3 separate regions of the Homo sapiens genome follow, and all the other regions are linked to region 1. The links are chromatin contacts, found by Hi-C in ENCODE. All regions are on one chromosome and are shown on one strand. The core of a region is the stretch at or near the end of the contact, and the rest is flanking DNA. Distances in the headings are between cores, read along the strand shown. Region 1 overlaps LOC101929174 (a long non-coding RNA gene). Region 2 overlaps RAB30 (RAB30, member RAS oncogene family). Region 3 holds the start of RAB30-DT (RAB30 divergent transcript).

Region 1 (3,350 bases), core at 285-2,784:
GCTGGTCTTGAACTCCTGACCTTGTGATCCCCCTGCCTCAGCCTCCCAAAGTGCTGTGATTACAGGTGTGAGCCACCATGCCCAACCTCATTTTTATAATAACAGTTACTGTTTATTAAGTGTCTATTATCTATAGACAATTTGTACATATTCACACTGTCTAATCCTTACAGGTGCACTATAAGGCAGGCATTATTTACTTCATTTTGGAAATGAAAAAGTGTTACAAACAAAGACATTAAGCATCTCAATAAACATGCAGTTAATAAGTAGCTAAACTAGAAAGCTTGGTTGATTTTCAGTTTATGAAAAGTTAGATACTTATTTCTTCCCAGTGTACCACACTGCCTTACTTGTATACAGACTAAAAAGATATTCTGGTTATACTGAATAAATGGTCATCCATATATAATATAATAAATATAATACTTTTTAAATCTTAAAAACTGTATTTATTCAATAAATATCTATTCAACATGGAGTACCTACTGGTAAGTGTTGCAGCTACTAAGCAAGAGGAAATGACAGGAGAGTAGATATTTTTGGAAAAAAGTTCATTCAAATGGGGATATGTCTTTGAAGCACCTGTGGGATATAATAATGGAGTTGTCTAGTAAAAGGCTGGGAATATTGATGTAGGACTCGGGAATGGTCATTCAATCTTGCAATAAATATTTATTGAGCATCTACTCTCTTCAAGGAATAGGCAGACAATGAGAATACTTACAAGGTGTTCAGGTTACCTCAGGCGCTGGCTAACACAGTTTTTATTAGTCATCACTAAATAAAGGAGAGCTGACGTTACAAGCATAGAGATCACCCAAAGAAAGGCTATGTCATGCAGGGGAAAAAGGGGAAAGAAAGGGCTGAAGATAGTTTAAAATAAAATTTAACAAAAATGTTTAAGAAAAGGGGTTCATAAAAGAGAAATTAAGATATGCAGAAAAAGGACCAAGTAAGAAAGAATGATATGATGAAAGCAAGGAAGTTTTGAGTCTAATATTTGATGAATGAATTTTTACTTCAGCCATCCCTAAGTCATAGCGAACTTTGGCTTCTATCTTCAGGACCATATGTCAAATTGGTGTCCCATTTGTTGGGCTCCTGGCAAATATTCCCAGCTTATTGGGACACTGATCAGAAATCTAGAGTCAACAGCCCCCAACTTTCTAGAGAACTTAGGGCCCCCTGAAACTGCAGTGTGGCCACTCCTGATGCACATTACTATGAGCATGTGGTTCTGTGCTACAGACTGAGCAGCATGTTAAACCTGATAGTTTTCATTATACCGTTATACCACAATGTGTCATATACTGAGATGCTTTTTAAACATTTTAAATGTCAGCTTATCATTTTTCTCTCATAAAAGGGTACAGAAACATTACCACAAGTTGAACTTTCTAGTTGCTTAGAACCTGGAATGAGGAGGAATAAATAAAGATTAGTGTCCCGTGCTGGACTGTCTTTCTTGGTTTTTCTTTAGAAAATTGAAAAGCTGTAGGCAAAAAATCTGTTGCATAATTGCAAGAGTTAATTAAGAAAAACCCATCTGCGTGTGATTCACATGACATGTCTGAAAGTCAAAATGAAACTATCATCTAATTTGCTGAACTAAGTTTAACATGGTTCCCTAGAAGGCTGAAAAAACAAACTGTTCCCTCTGTGATTATAATTTCTGATTTTGTTAAATTGAATCCATTAATAGAAAAACTATTGATTCAGGGGTATTATTAGGTATCTCTATAGACATAGAGACAATAAATATTTAGAGAATCTCTATGATTCTCCCTAGAACTCAATTTGCACAAAACTGTCATTTTAAATCACAGAAATACTCAAAATATCTGAAACATATATTGGAAAAAGTATCTGCTAGGAGCCAAGAAACCTGGCTTATAATTATATCTCTCTCACCAACTCATTTGGATGTTGAGAAGATCAAACTATTTCTGTGATTCATTACAGGTCAAATTAGGGATAATTGCCATGCCTATCTCACTAGATTTTTATGAACATTGAAAAAAATTCACTTTTTCAATAAAGATTCATTCATTCATACAAGTGCATATTTACTTACTCCATGCTAAGCTGTGTTAGCAGCAAGGAGTCAGCAATGAACATGGCAAATGAGACCCTTGCTGTCATGGAGCTTAAATTTAAGCCAGAAATAAAACTTCAGGTACATGTGGGTTGAGTATCACAAAGGTAAGTGTCAGTATCATAATGATAATGTATGGTAGTTTACGAAGTCAGAGAACTCTCTGAGAAAGTGATAGGCTGAGCTCTGCTGGGTAAGCGTTGTGTATGCCAACAGCATTTAAAGTCAAGGAAAGAACATGTTGAAAAGGTCTATAGAAATTTGAGGAAGTGTGAATAATCCAGAATAGCTAAAACCATGAGTGGTGGAGAAGAGGTGAAAGATTATAGTTATGAAAACACATTGTGACATGGCTAGTGAGAATACAACATGGTTTGAACATTTTGGAAAGCATTTTGGTAAAATGAAATAAGAATCTCAAATAATCTTTTTAGCATTTTATTAGATAATTTCACATCTGCACAGCTATCCTATTAAAAATAATATAATACACAGACAAAATTAAGAACAATGATGTTTATTAATGTATATTTGTAGTAGAGAAAAACAGAAAATTATATAGGTGTGGGCAAAAAATTACAGTTTGTGTAAATGAGGAAATATTTATAGCTAATAAAAATCTGTACATGGAGTTCATAATAATAGAAAATATTTATTTAATAATATTAAAAGAAAGAAGGAGAGGACAAGGCAGACATGGGCCCAGGTAAATAATAATCACTCCATGAATCTCTGTCACAATTGAGGAACTCTCAGATGAGGATATCCTAATTTTATACAGGGATTTCTGGCAAACCTCTCCACCTCTCCTCTGGAAAAGACAATATCTTGATTATGCCGGATTGTCTCCAGGAAGGAGATGGAAACATCTCATCTTTGATATCCTGGTCAGCAAATAAATCTGTCCTCTGACCTGTAAGGAGAGACCATTTCTAGCTTCCAAGAAGCTCTTTGCTATGGGAACAACCTTGAAAAAACAGCCTAACACAAGATCTATAGAAATGCCATGGAGAAATGCCTCTCCAAAGTCCTATTTTTTTTAACTTTTAAATTTTTTTTTTACTGTAAATATTTTTTAATGTTTTAGAAAGGGTTACTATTATGAGCACATGACATTCATTATGGTGGGAAAAACAGAAAGTTGGCTACGTAGTGACTTGAGTTTCTTCCTGCCTCATAAATGTCAGCTAACCTAGGAAAGTTTCTGACACTAGTTAGATGTAGCAACTTCTCTGAGCCGTTTCCATTAAAT
Region 2 (3,350 bases), core at 453-2,952, 5.3 Mb before region 1:
TGCAATCATTTGGTGTGGCTGTGGTAATAAGGGTTGGAAAGGTTGCAGTGAACCGAGATCGCATCACTGTACTGCAGCCTGGGCAACAAAGCGAGACTCTGTCTCTTAACAGCTTTTGAGTCCCTGTGTGGTTCAAACTAGCTAGGTGCTCACCAAACCTATTTTGTTTTCTTCCTGGGCAAACAGGCCTTTCTCAGTTGTTACTGGGTCACAACTAAATTATGGGGTCACAAACTAAATTATAATCAATAGATTGAGGACAGAAGTGATATAAGCCACTTTCAGACCTGGCCCATGGAATCCTTCCATGTGAGATCCTTCCATCTCCTTCTCCATCTGCAGGTTAAAAGGAGAAAGCTCTAAGAACAGAGGAGTCACAAGATGGAAGGAGCCTGGGTGCCCGAAACATTAAAGGCAGCTTAGCCAGGAATAACCATGTTGAACTGCTGTACACACAAGAAATAAACTTCATTTTTATTGAGCCACTGAAATTTGGGGGCTGGTAGGGAAGTTACCTGCTCTAAAACCTCCTGGTTCCGGCTGTACCTGTTCTTTTCATGGTTACATAAAATACCTCAGTATCCTTCCCACACATTCTCTCTTTACCCCAATTAGAGTTGGGTTGCTTCCGTCCATAACTTAAAGAGTTCTAACACAGCCAGGAAGAATGAAGAGCTATCATTTGAAGCGGCAAGAAGGTGGAAGTAAGCAACGATCCCTAAGTGTCTTGGGAACACCTAGAAAATTTGTCAGAACAGGGTAATAATTCCAACAAACTGATGACAGTCCACGAAAGACCCTTTTCACTTTCCAAGGGCTTCTAGCTTTAAACTCATAAAGCACTTACAGTTAAAAAAAAAAAACAAAAACCCTCTTCCCCACCCTCATTTCATTCTCAGAAGCATGTATGAAGTTGTAATAGCCCTGACGTATGGTTTACCTACTAAGATACCCTCAGGAGTTCTCATCTAGCAAGTGAGATACACCTTATTTATCATACATAGCCAGCTCTGCTGTCCCAGAATCTATTGGAAAATGAATCACACATAGCTCTAAGAATTCAAATAATTACTCTGGGGTAAATAGTTCTGGGTATGAGTGTACAACCCTGGCTAGAGTTTTCAAAGATAAATATTCAACAATCACCAAAGCTTCTGGTAGCATTTACAATACTATAAATGAGATTACAAAAATAAACAGGAGAATGATGCCACAAATGCCTCCTTGAGCAATAATCAGGTTTGCCAGGAACTGGAGACCAGTGATGACAGAGCAGGCCTCCTGCTCAATTTCCAGAAACATTTCTCTTTGAGCCAAATTTGGTCTTTAAGAACAAGCTCTGGCATCTGTAAAACACGCTACAGGCTTGTTATAAAGCCCATTTATACTATATATTGAGTTACGTGACTCAGAACAGCAGCATGAAGCTGGGATTGTCATCAGTCCTTCCTTTTCAGCAATAAAAACAGGCTCAAACAGATCAAGTGCTCACAGCCCCAGGATTTGTGACTTGAGCCAAGACTTAAGCTCTGATCTCCTGACCTCGGATCCTCTATCCATTTCGCTATAGCCCAAACTATGGAATACCAGGGAAGAGAAATGGCCTGGCTAGAGGAGACTTTTCCCCACTGCCATAATTCATCAACCCATGTTGGAAGCTAGTTTTCCATGTTGCATGCAGCCATGTGTGGGAACTTAACAGCAAGGGCTAAAGGGCCTGAGAGAGATGTCTGGCCTGCCTCCAAAGCCAGCTGGGAAAACATTCCCTGACAAGACACTGTGCCCACAGGGGAACACGAGAGAAGAAGGAGCCTGAGGCAGCAGATTAGAAGTGCTGAGCCTTCCATGTGATCCTGTCTTAATCTTATAGTTCAAGGCCTCTAAGAACCAGTTGACAAGGTCTCTCAGAACTGCAAAGATAGAATCTGGAGCAAATGAGCTGAAGTTTTCCTTTGTTGGGGAGGGAGAAGGGATCCACTACAAACCTAGCTGACCTCAATCAGCATTCTCTCAGATGATTTTTATGAGCCACTTCTAAAAGACAAATTGCCAAGATCAAACACTCATACATTGACTGGGAAAAGAGACAGTGAGGTGCAAGGCAATATTAATATATTAATGTTTTAGTAAAAAAACTTTCCCTGTGACTTGGTGATCTACCACCTCAGAGAGAAGACACAGGGAACTGGAGCTGTCCTTCAGTGTGTTAGAAAAGTTGAAGAGCTGGCCTCCCCTAACTATCATGAATCCCCTGGGCTCCATAGATGGAAGGGAGGCGTCTATGCCCTGCACCCTGGGTGGTTCCTCCAGAAATAGAAACTCTAGTGTTTTGAAGGAGCATGAAGTAGAGGAAGGAGCCTTAAACCACTGTTTAGTCTCCTTCCAGCTGTGACCTTAAGCAAGTCACAACCTCTTTGAGCCTCAGTTTTTGTACTTATAAAGCCAGGATAAGAACACCTACATTACAGGATTGTGGGGAGGATCAAATAAAATTATAAATGCAAAGGGCAGAGCACAGCTGCTCAATTAATGGTTAGTGCCTAACTTTTGCCCCTCAACCTCCACTTCAATTTCTTAGTATTGAAATTGTATATTTAGTAATTCTAATCCTTAGTAACTCAGCGGTACTTAGTAATTTTGAGAAAATCACATATATTACCCAGTGTCTTGGCAATTTCACTTGCTTTTTTGAAGCATAACCATCTGTGACTTTAGTTGTGAGCATCTCCAATAACTCTGGACCCTTGAGTCTCTTACTAATCTGCTCTATGCTTCCTAAATGCCTTCAAAAAAAAAAAAATCTAACCCACAGGTCCCTTTTTAACCTTATAATCTTTCTCTAATCTGGAAGAGATTCTAAACCTTATAGATATTTGACAAATTGCTGGGAACTTAACTGTCATATATGACTAAATTTTCCATAAGACTTAAAATAAAAAGTTTGCCAAAGTTTTAATGACTTTAATAAATAAGTGGCCAAGTGTTATGGTTCATGCCTGTAATCCCAGCACTTTGGGAGGCCAAGGTGAGTGGATCACTTGAGGTCAGGAGCCTGAGATCAGCATGGCCAACATGACGAAACCCCGTCTCTACTAAAAATACAAAAAGTAACCAGGAGTGATAGCATATGCCTGTAATCCCAGCTACTCAGGAGGCTGAGGCAGGAGAAACGCTTGAACCTGGGAGGCAGAGGTTGCAGTGAGCTGAGACTATTCCACTACACTCCAGCCTGGGTGACAGACAGAGGGAGACTCTGTAAATAAATAAATAAATAACATGCTTATGACCATAGGGACAACAGGAAGGATGAGGTTCTTGTGGTCTTCTTCATTATCTTCCTGGAGTCATTT
Region 3 (3,350 bases), core at 851-3,350, 5.3 Mb before region 1:
AGTTCCTAGTTGAAGTGGAGGACCAGGGAGTGTGTTCTAAGATTGAAGAGAAAGAGATGTGATATGCTGGTGATAAAGGAGGGGTTTTGAAACAGAAAGGAAAAATGTAAACTGCAAATGGAGAGATAGAGAAATAAACAGAATTTCAAGAGATGTGGGTGGGATGGGGTGGGGTGGGGGGAAGAAATGAAAGTACAGGAGAGAAGGGTAGGGTGTCCAGAAGAGCAGAGCGTCATCAACAGAGAGACGCAGAGGCAAAGGCTAACTGTTGATCTTTTCCCAAATCCAAAAGCTGCTCATTGGCATCCCAATAAATCACTCTACTACAAAGCCCATACAATGGACTGTCCTTTGCATTCAGCATCAAGCAGCATTTAATGAAATATCACACAGCTACAACTTTGGAGACCTAAGGATCTGAATTTAAAATGAACAAAATTGGCTTAGCAGCAGAAGACAGCCAGTAAAGAATTTCGCCCATGTCTGACTCAGCTAGGAAAAGGTTTAGCATTCTAGAGTTAAGCAAATACTCTGGCATTTCTCCTTCTTTTGACATTCCAAGAGGGGGTGTGGTTGACCCCAGGCCCATTCATTTCCAAGGGTGTAGATCTCTCAGCCAAGACTGGCCCCATCTGTTGTGGAGCCAGCCAGCTGTTTATCTCAAAGTAACATATCTATTGCCCTAATTATCCCTATAACTCTTACAAGAGCATCATGTAAGTCAGAATGCTTTCTCTCCTGTTAAATGTCAGTTCGTTTAAAAAAACAACAATAACAAAACAACCAAAATCACTCTTCCATGGGCACCTTTCAGTAATGGCAAATGAAGGTTAACAGCGCTTCTAACTTTCCCTTTCTCTAATGTGTTAAAATGAACCCCTCTTCCCTAATCGATCTCTTCAAACCGTTATTTGTGAGTAGTGACTATGCCTCAGGAAACAGCAGCTCATTATGGTACCATTGTCAGTGGCAAAGAGCCTATGCAATGTAATTTAAAACACACAAGCACAAATCTGTCGGCTCCACTTCCAAACAATCTTGAATCCAGCAGTCGGAGAACGGAAAACATTTAACAAAAACGCTGCTTCCAGCAGCCTGAAAGAACCTTCGCCAGACACGTGAAATGTTTCTGACTGGCACGGAGTGCACCATTAAAGGACACTGTCACCTCAAATCAGCAGAAAAGGCGAGACAAACCACATAGACATACACACATAAAATAAAGCCCTACAAAACTTAAGCACGTTCATCTTAAAAATTAATAACTAGTGCTCGTCCAAGCGACATTCAAATGTTCTAAAGTAGTGCGACCACATTAATTCACTGTCTCCATTTCTCCCCACGCATCACCCCTTCCCACTCAAACCTCAGCTCTCGGGCCGTGTGTGACAGGACTGCAGTCCCCCACCTCTGCCTTCCTCAGATTTTCCAAGAGCACTCCCCAACATCCTTCCCAGCCCAGCCCCCTCTCTCCGCCTCAAAAAGGTTGAGAGGAGTTGCGACTAGGGAATTGGCAGGCACCCGTCCTCTGGCGGGGGAAGGTTGCTGGAGTTGTTCTTTGCAGTGACCCAAATGGCACAGAGCTTTTCCCCTTAGCTGTGCCTGCAAGCCTCTCCCCAATCCCCCCCACCTCCCCACCGCTCACAGCTTCCCAAAAGAAAGCCTTGAGAACTAAGCGGGAGGAATAACTTGGTAGAAGCATTTGAATAAATCACTTCAACTCACCTGGTTTGGGATTTTTCTCCCCACCCCAGGCATAAACAGAAATGGATGTGCGAATGAGTCACGCACGCAAGGGAAGGTCTGCGATGTCCTGAGTCCAAGGGCTGGAGTCAGTCCCTGCCCTGGTGCTGCTGCTACACTTAGCTCAGCTGGAGCGAGCGGCAATCGCAAGCCCAGCAGCAGCAGGGGGTGGAGAGACCGTAGCACAATGAATGCAGTGGGGCTTTTGCAATGACATCATCCCTCTGTCCAAACGTCCCCAATAGCCATGCTCGGGAGCGGTGCTTTCTGGGAACTGTAGTCTTCTTACGTCCTGAAGGGATACCCAGGCAATCCCCGAAACTACAATGCCCAAAATGCTCCAAGTGGGACGCGCCCAGAGTGAAGGAGCAAAGGGGACTCGGCCGCCATGTTAGGAGTACTGGGACGATTCCGCGGAGCCGGGCAGAGGTTTTAGGGGTGCGCAGGAGTCAAGTGGTGGTTCAGTGGGGACGGTGAGGTGGAGGACGATCTGGTCGGATAGCCGCGGGCACGAACCTGGGAACCAGAGGGTGGAGGCCATGCTGGGGACTGATGTAGGGCGGGACCGACTGGAAGCGGCATCCAGAGGCCCAGTGAGCCTCGGTCTCAGCTCCTGAAGGGGTTGCATGGGGCCCTACGCTTCCTTCTCCATTTTTTAGCTAAGAGATTGAGAGAGTCGGTTTACTTTTGGGCTTGGAGTATCATTTAGATCTGTTAACAGTACAGTTGAGAGAGTTGGTGTCTTTTGTTGAGGTGCGAGGACCCGAGGCGGCGACCCTCGCCTTTATTCGGAGAAGCCCACTTCCACCCACAGAGTTGGGGTAGTCCTCCGAAATGCATTTTTGTTTTGCCGTTTGTTTTCCAACCCCCTTTCACTCTCCCCAAAGCTTCAGATTCACTGATTTTTCATACAGGAATGATTAACAAAGGCGTCCGAAGAAATCGTTGTTGGAAGGTGACCAAGGTGGAAAGAGACGTTGCTTTGGCCCTGCAAGTAAGAAGAGAGAGGGAATAGCCTGAAGGAGTAACACTAAATTTAAAATGACACTTTTTTACCAACCAGCGAAAGCAGATGTTCAAAGGGGATATTGGCCAGGTGCGGTCGCTCACGCCTTTAATCCCAGCACTTTGGGGGCAGACGCGGGGAGATAGCGTGATTCTAGGAGTTCAACCCCAGCCTGGGCAACATGCGGAGACCCCGTACCGTCTCTACAAAAACATTAAACAAAAAAATTAGCTGGGCATGGTGGTGTACCCCTGTAGTTGCAGCTACACTAGAGGCTGAGGTGGGAGGATCGCTTGAGCCCGGGATGTTGAGGCTGCAGTGAGCCTCGATCCTACCACTGTGCTCCAGCCTGGGCGACAGCAAGCCCGTGTCTCAGAAAAGGCGGGAGGGGTGGGATATTATTGATGATAGGCCTTCTGACGTCTGGCAATAGATTCCAGAGTAACATCGGTCATGGATAAATTTTTTTTTTAACTAAGTGACTGAAACCAAAGTTAATTGTCTTTTGAGTGATTTTGCACAGTATCTCAAAATGAACTGTACTTTTTTTCTTGTGTCACTGAAACAGTGCTGTGTGTTCTTTTTCAGAGTCTGTCACACT

What was found. Hi-C counts contacts between places; a loop is a spot of excess contacts on that map. Pooled maps may share reads with other maps.
Region 2: a map with no recorded cell type shows a loop between it and region 1 (4-fold over the local background). The contact joins two enhancer-like sites. A Hi-C loop is called at or near these places in 3 of 37 single-sample maps with no recorded cell type and 3 of 50 pooled maps.
Region 3: a loop to region 1 is called in a map with no recorded cell type, with 8 times the contacts of the local background. The contact joins the promoter of RAB30-DT here to the enhancer-like site in region 1. A Hi-C loop is called at or near these places in 3 of 37 single-sample maps with no recorded cell type and 3 of 50 pooled maps.

What each region holds. Positions count from the first base shown.
Region 1 is chr11:88,352,802-88,356,151 of GRCh38, forward strand. The region is part of intron 1 of LOC101929174 (a long non-coding RNA gene); the gene reads left to right. Among named protein-coding and RNA genes, the nearest start is that of CTSC, 17 kb to the left of the region's middle. Within about 2 kb of position 1,535, at least 4 of the 41 ENCODE cell types and tissues checked have a DNase peak (open chromatin) inside an H3K27ac peak, as active enhancers do.
Region 2 is chr11:83,050,834-83,054,183 of GRCh38, forward strand. The region is part of intron 1 of RAB30 (RAB30, member RAS oncogene family); the gene reads right to left. Among named protein-coding and RNA genes, the nearest start is that of SNORA70E, 11 kb to the left of the region's middle. Within about 2 kb of position 1,703, at least 23 of the 41 ENCODE cell types and tissues checked have a DNase peak (open chromatin) inside an H3K27ac peak, as active enhancers do.
Region 3 is chr11:83,069,966-83,073,315 of GRCh38, forward strand. It overlaps RAB30-DT (RAB30 divergent transcript), which reads left to right and starts at 2,101. Exons shown (of 3, transcript NR_038903.1): 1 at 2,101-2,181; 2 at 2,658-2,839; 3 at 3,338-3,350. RAB30 (RAB30, member RAS oncogene family) reads right to left here and starts at 1,932. Exons shown (of 5, transcript NM_001286060.2): 1 at 1,726-1,932. LINC02951 (long intergenic non-protein coding RNA 2951) reads right to left here. Exons shown (of 3, transcript NR_186233.1): 3 at 2,437-2,731. RefSeq lists enhancers at 1-121, 1,885-2,374.